Linked DNA regions of Homo sapiens: region 1 is linked to region 2. A link is a loop called in an ENCODE intact Hi-C map of the cell type or tissue named here. Cell type or tissue: heart left ventricle. All regions are shown on one strand. Links, peaks and the distances in the headings refer to the core of each region. The heading gives the core; the rest is flanking DNA.

Region 1 (2,905 bases), core at 265-2,764, 90 kb before region 2:
CCTAGTATAGGGGCAGACAAAAAAACACGTAGACTGCCTTTTTTTTTTTCTTTCTTTTTTTTTTTTTCGAGACCGAGTCTCGCCCTGTCGTCCAGGCTGGAATGCAATGGGGCGATCTCGGCTCACTGTAACCTCCGCCTCCCGAGTTCAAGTGATTCTCCTGCCTCAACCTCCCGAGTACCTGGGACTGACTACAGGTGCACGCCACCACACCCAGCTAATTTCTGTGTTTTTAGTAGAGATGGCGTTTCACTGTGTTGGCCAGGCTGGTCTCAAACTCCTGGCCTCAAGTGATCTGCCTGCCTTGGCTTCCCAAAGTGCTGGGATTACAAACATGAGCCACTGCACCTAGCCACAACTTGATGGATTTTCATGAACTCAGTACCCCCATGTAACCTGCACGTAGGTCACAAAATATATTTATCAGGACCCCAGAAACCCTCCTTCTGCCCTGCCAGAAGACTACCTCAATACTTATGGGCAACCACTGCCCTGATTTCTAACAGCTTAGATCTGCTTAGATTTGTGGGGTTTTTTTGTTTTTGAGGCAGAGTCTTACTCTGTCGCCCAGGCTGGAGTGCAGTGGCACCATCTTGTCTCAGTGCAACCTCTGCCTCCCGGGTTCACGCCATTCTCCTGCCTCAGCCTCCCGAGTAGCTGGGAGTGCAGGCGTCCGCCACCACGCCCGGCAAATTTTTTGTATTTTTAGTAGAGACAGCGTTTCAATGTGTTAGTCAGGGTGGTCTCGATCTCCTGACCTTGTGATCCACCCACCTTGGCCTCTCAAAGTGCTGGGATTACAGGCATGAGCCACAGCACCTGGCCTCTCTTTTTTGTTGTTGTTGTTGTTTTTTGAGACCAAGTCTCACTCTGTCACCCAGGCTGGAGTGCGGTGATGCAATCTTGGCTCACTGCAACTTCCGCCTCCCAGGTTCAAATGTTTCTCCTGCCTCAGCCTCCCGAGTAGCTAGGATTACGGGTGCCAGCCACCACGCCTGGCTAATTTTTTTTTTTTTTTTTTGTATTTTTAGTAGAGATGGGGTTTTACCATTTTAACCATGTAGGCCATGCTGGTCTCCAACTCCTGACCTCAAGTGATCCACCCACCTCCGCCTCCCAAAGTGTTAGGATTATAGGCGTGAGTCACCGCACCTGGCCGTGTTTTTGTATTTTATGTAGATGGAATTGTATGGTATTTGAGTACCGCCTAGGTGAAAAGCTGTTTTTTTTTTTGAGACAGAGTCTCGCTCTGTCGCCCAGGCTGGCATGCAGTGGTGCAATCTTGGCTCACTGCAAGCTCCGCCTCCTCGGTTCATGCCGTTTTCCTGTCTCAGCCTCTCGAGTAGCTGGGACTACAGGCGCCCGCCACCACGTCTGGTTAATTTTTTGTATTTTTAGTAGAGACAGGGTTCCACCGTGTTAGCCAGGATGGTCTCGATCTCCTGACCTCGTGATCCGCCCGTCTCTGCCTCCCAAAGTGCTGGGATTACAGGCGTGAGCCACCGTGCCTGGCCCGTGAAAAGCATTTTTAAGCACCTGTGTCTGCCTTTGCACTGTGCTAGGCTCTGAGGAAAAGGTAAGTGGGCCCCACACTCGCAGCATTGTGGTCTCTAGCATGTCTCTTAGTGAAATGGGGATGAGGCTGGTAATTGGTTCACAGTTGTCTGAGTGTGGAACGAGAATGAAATCATGTTGTGAATTTTCTAGCAGTATGCCTCAGTGCCAAGTGATCAGTCGGTCTTATTCACAGGTGTGCTGTTCGGAGGGTATTTTTGGTTAGAAGGATTAATCTTTTTTTCCTGAGATTAAAAAAATGTGTTTTCTTGGCCTGGCATAGTGGCTCACACCTGTAATCCCAGCACTTTGGGAGTCTGAGACATGAGGATCACTTGACCACAGGAGTTCAAGACTAGCCTGGGCAACATAGTGAAACTCCATCTGTGCAAAATAATACAGAAATTAGCTGGGCATGATGGTGCATGCCTGAAGTTCCAGCTACTCAGAAAGCTGAGGTGGGAGGATTGCTTGAGCCTGGGAGGTCAAGGTTGCAGTGAGCCGTGATCACACCACCGCACTGGGTGAAAGCAAGACCCTGTGTCAAAAAAAAAAAAAAAAAAAAAAGGCTGGAAGGCCTGGCGCAGTGACTCATGCCTGTAATCCCCACACTTTGGGTGGCCGAGGCAGGCGGATCACTTGATGTCAGGAGTTTGATACCAGCCTGATCAACATGGCAAAAACCCATCTCTACTAAAAATACAAAAATTAGCCGGGTGTGGTAGTGCATGCATGTAATCCCAGCTACTCGGTAGGCTGAGGCAGGATAATTGCTTGAACCCAGGAGGCAGAGATTGCAGTGAGCTGAGATCATGCCACTGTACTCCAGCCTGGGTGATGGCGACTCCATCTCCCCCTACCAAAAAACACCAAACCAAAAAAGAAAAAGTGTTTCCTTGATTGAGATCTGATTGCCTGATTGCCAGAATGGAGGCCTGTGAGTCTGTACCAAGGGTCAGCCTGTTGCATGAGCACCACTGGGCAGAATGACAGAAAGTAATTTCAAATCCCTTTATAATTCCTGTTTCAGGAAAATGGTATCTTCTTCCTTTAGAGGAAGAGACAGGAGCAGGAGTTGGTTAATGTGTTTATTCATGGGTTCAAACCAAATCAGCAGGTCAACTGAAATTAGAACTCCAGTGCTCTGATGTCACCTTTTTGGGGACTACAGATGCCCTTCACCATTGCAGAAAAATGCATGGAGGATACACAGAGAATTTTGATCCAATTCAGAGGATTCAGTCCTGGACTTCGGGTTCAGAACTCCTAAATCGTCGTGGGTCTACTCTGCAGTGTTAAAAATACAATAAAATCAGGCACATTTGTGCAGCAGTTCTTTTAGTGTATAGTC
Region 2 (2,905 bases), core at 260-2,759:
GCTTCACCATCCCTCCCCTCTCCATTCTCTAGGAGCTGGGCTAGGAGCTCCCATGGCTGTGTGTGTGCGCACATGTGTACACACGTGCACACACCACACGTTTGTGGGCAGGCCGGATGGGGTGGGAGATCCGTTCTCACCCCATGCATCCTCCTCTGGGCAGATGGGATTTGTTTGGATCCGCGAAGCCCTCTCCTGCCAAGTGACTCATCCCCTCTGTTGCCGTGGGTGGAGGGCCAGCCTGCCGGGGTGGGGGAGGGTGCTTGCTTTCCTCGAGTTTGCTCGCACCTTCAGGGCCATTTGTTCCCTGGCAACCAGGCCACCCTCAGCGACCCTGAAACCTGTGTTCCTGCAGCCAGACCAGGCAGCCAGCTCATGGGAGGCCACCAACTTCGGAAGGGTTCCTCACGCCCGCCCTCCTTGTTTGCCATCACTGTTGCCCTAGCAGCTGGAGAGGTGTTTGGGGTATTCGCCTGTGAACCAGTTTGAAACAAGAGGGGCAGCATTCGCCCAGCCCGGGACAGAGGGACATGTGGGATATATCCCGAGCCCTCTCCGAGACAGCCATTCTCCCATCTGTGGCTGTATGCACCCCAACTTGGGGTGCATTTACAAATGCAGATTCCAGGGTCCCTCCCTGGAAGAGATTACGGTTGGGTGAGTCTTGGCAGGGCCGAGAAATCTGCATTTATTTATTTATTAATTATAGAGATGAGGTCTCGCTGTGTTACCCAGGCTGGTCTTGAATGCCTGGGCTCAAGTCAATCTCTTGCCTCAGCCTCCCAAAGTGCTGGGATTACAGGCATGAGCCACCAAGGAATCTGCATTTTTTTTGAGACAGGGTCTGACTCTCTTGCCTAAACTGGAGTGCAGTGGTACAATCTCGGCTCACTGCAACATCCGCCTCCCAAGCTCAAGCAGTTCCCCTGCCTCAGCCTCCTGAGTAGCTGGGATTACAGGCATGCACCACCACACCTGGCTAATTTTTGTATTTTTAGTAGAGATGGGGTTTCACCCTGTTGGCCAGGCTGGTATCAAACTCCTGACCTCAAATGATCCACCAGCCTCAGCCTCCCAAAGTGCTGGGATTATAGGCGTGAGCCACCGCACCCAGCCAGGAATCTGCATTTTAACAAACACCTACTCCGTGGGATGCTGAGGCAGGTGAGTTTGGGGCCACCCTGAGAAACACGGCTGTGAACAGAAACAGATGTTGCAGTAACTCCAGCCCTGGTCTGCCCACAGCCGGGATACACTTACAGGTTTCAGCCTGAAACCTGGGTTTGAAACTTGGCTCCACCTCACACCTTAGCCGTGTGACCTTGGGCAGGTGGCTCTCTTAACCTCTCTAGACCTCAGTTTCCCCATCTGTAAAATTGGGAAGAGCCGGTGGGCAGGGATGTGTGCACAGCCCCTGGCATGAAGGCCCTGCTCCTGTCCCTGCTCCGAGGGGACAGGAGGGGGCTGGCCCAGCTTCACCCCTGTTTTGTAACATGTGTTTACTTTTCTTACAGGACAATTCAAGGAGTGGAAAATTGTGCTGGCCCTCCAGCCCACATGGGCTGACTCACGCTCAGCTCTGGGCTGGGGGCCCTGTGAGCTCCCCACAGTTCTCCTGGGGCCAGAGGGGAGGCCAGGCCCTGGCAGCTGGAGCAGGAGAGGGTCTACGGTGAGTCATGCTCTGCCTGCCCCTGAGTCATCCCCTGAGAATGTGCCTCAGGCCCCTACCCGCCCGGGCCCCCTGGCAGAATGCCACTTCTCCCTGCCTGCCAGGCAGCCCCGCCCTCCTGCCGGCCCAGGGAGCCGCTGCTCCGATGACCGCCTCCTGGCTCTCTCCTGAATGCACCTGTACAGCCCTGTGTGTTATCAAAATATTGAAATAGCTCCCAACCGGTAGTTAAATAGCGGTTGCTCTGAGCCCCTGGCCACCCTGGTTTTTCCCCTCCCCAGCCACTGAGGGGTTAGCCGTGGGCTCAGCAAAGGGTTCTTCGACTCTGCCCCACCCATGGCTGGGGTCCACCGTGACTATGAAAAGCCCATCAGCCCATCTTGCAGATCCAGGTTTTTGGGATTTCAGACACTTCATCTTGAACCCTGGGCCACATTCCTTTTTCTTCTTCTCTTTGAGACAGGGTCTTGCTCTGTCACCAAGGCTGAAGTGCAGTGGCATGATCACAAGTCACTGTAGCCTCAGACTCCTGGGCTCAAGCAATCCTCCCATCTCAGCCTCCTGAGTTGCTAGGACCACAGGGGCGCCACCACGCCTGGCTAATTTAAAAAACTTTTTTGTAGAGTTGGGGTCTCGCTATGTTGTCCAGGCTGGTCTCAAACTCCTGGGCTCAAATGATCCTCCTGCCTCTGCCACCCAAAGTGCTGGGATTATAGGAGTGAGTCACTGCGCCCAGCCCCCGGGGCACTTTCTGACACAACCTGCTACACATCTTGGATCCCACTTGTCAAGCCTGGCCCTAGGCCTCTCAGGGGTGGGTACATCAAGTGAGGAAGTCACACTGTCAGGGCAGAAAGAGGGGCTGGGTGGGGCCGGACAGGCTCTGCTGGCTCAGGATCCCGGCAGGACAGGCTGCCCAACCCAGCCCCAAAACTCCCATCTTCTGTCCAACGCCCAAGCCTGCTTCCTCCCTGCCCCACCTCACCTCACACTGCCCAGACTGGTGGGGCTGCATTTTTGGGGCCGGTGCCAGGTGTGATGGAGGACAGCCCAGGTCAGGAGGTCAGGGCCCCGTTTCCTCCCAAGCCAGGATGACTCAGTGATGGACAGACTAGGCCACAAGGGGCCGAACACAAAGCCAAATTAGGGTTTAGTTTGAAGCCAACCTGGGTTTGAACCCTGGCTCTGCCATGCACCCAGCTGCGGGACTGTGGGCTGGTGGCTTAACTTCTCTGT

What was found. Peaks named below come from ENCODE experiments on the same cell type or tissue, not always from the same donor. Only the 100,000 strongest peaks of a DNase experiment are listed, where the experiment ranks them.
Region 1: it touches region 2 in a loop (2.4-fold over the local background); 61 of 110 quality-filtered maps call a loop at or near these places.

The regions. Positions count from the first base shown.
Region 1 is chr16:4,853,508-4,856,412 of GRCh38, forward strand. All of the region lies in intron 2 of UBN1 (ubinuclein 1), which reads left to right. Among named protein-coding and RNA genes, the nearest start is that of UBN1, 7.5 kb to the left of the region's middle. In heart left ventricle, for the core only: no CTCF peak of the experiment used is centred there; no DNase peak of the experiment used is centred there.
Region 2 is chr16:4,943,297-4,946,201 of GRCh38, forward strand. No RefSeq gene overlaps it. Among named protein-coding and RNA genes, the nearest start is that of PPL, 7.6 kb to the left of the region's middle. RefSeq lists enhancers at 1-87, 88-601, 602-1,115. In heart left ventricle, for the core only: no CTCF peak of the experiment used is centred there; DNase peaks (open chromatin) are centred at 1,745 and 2,698; H3K27ac peaks cover 1,360 bases.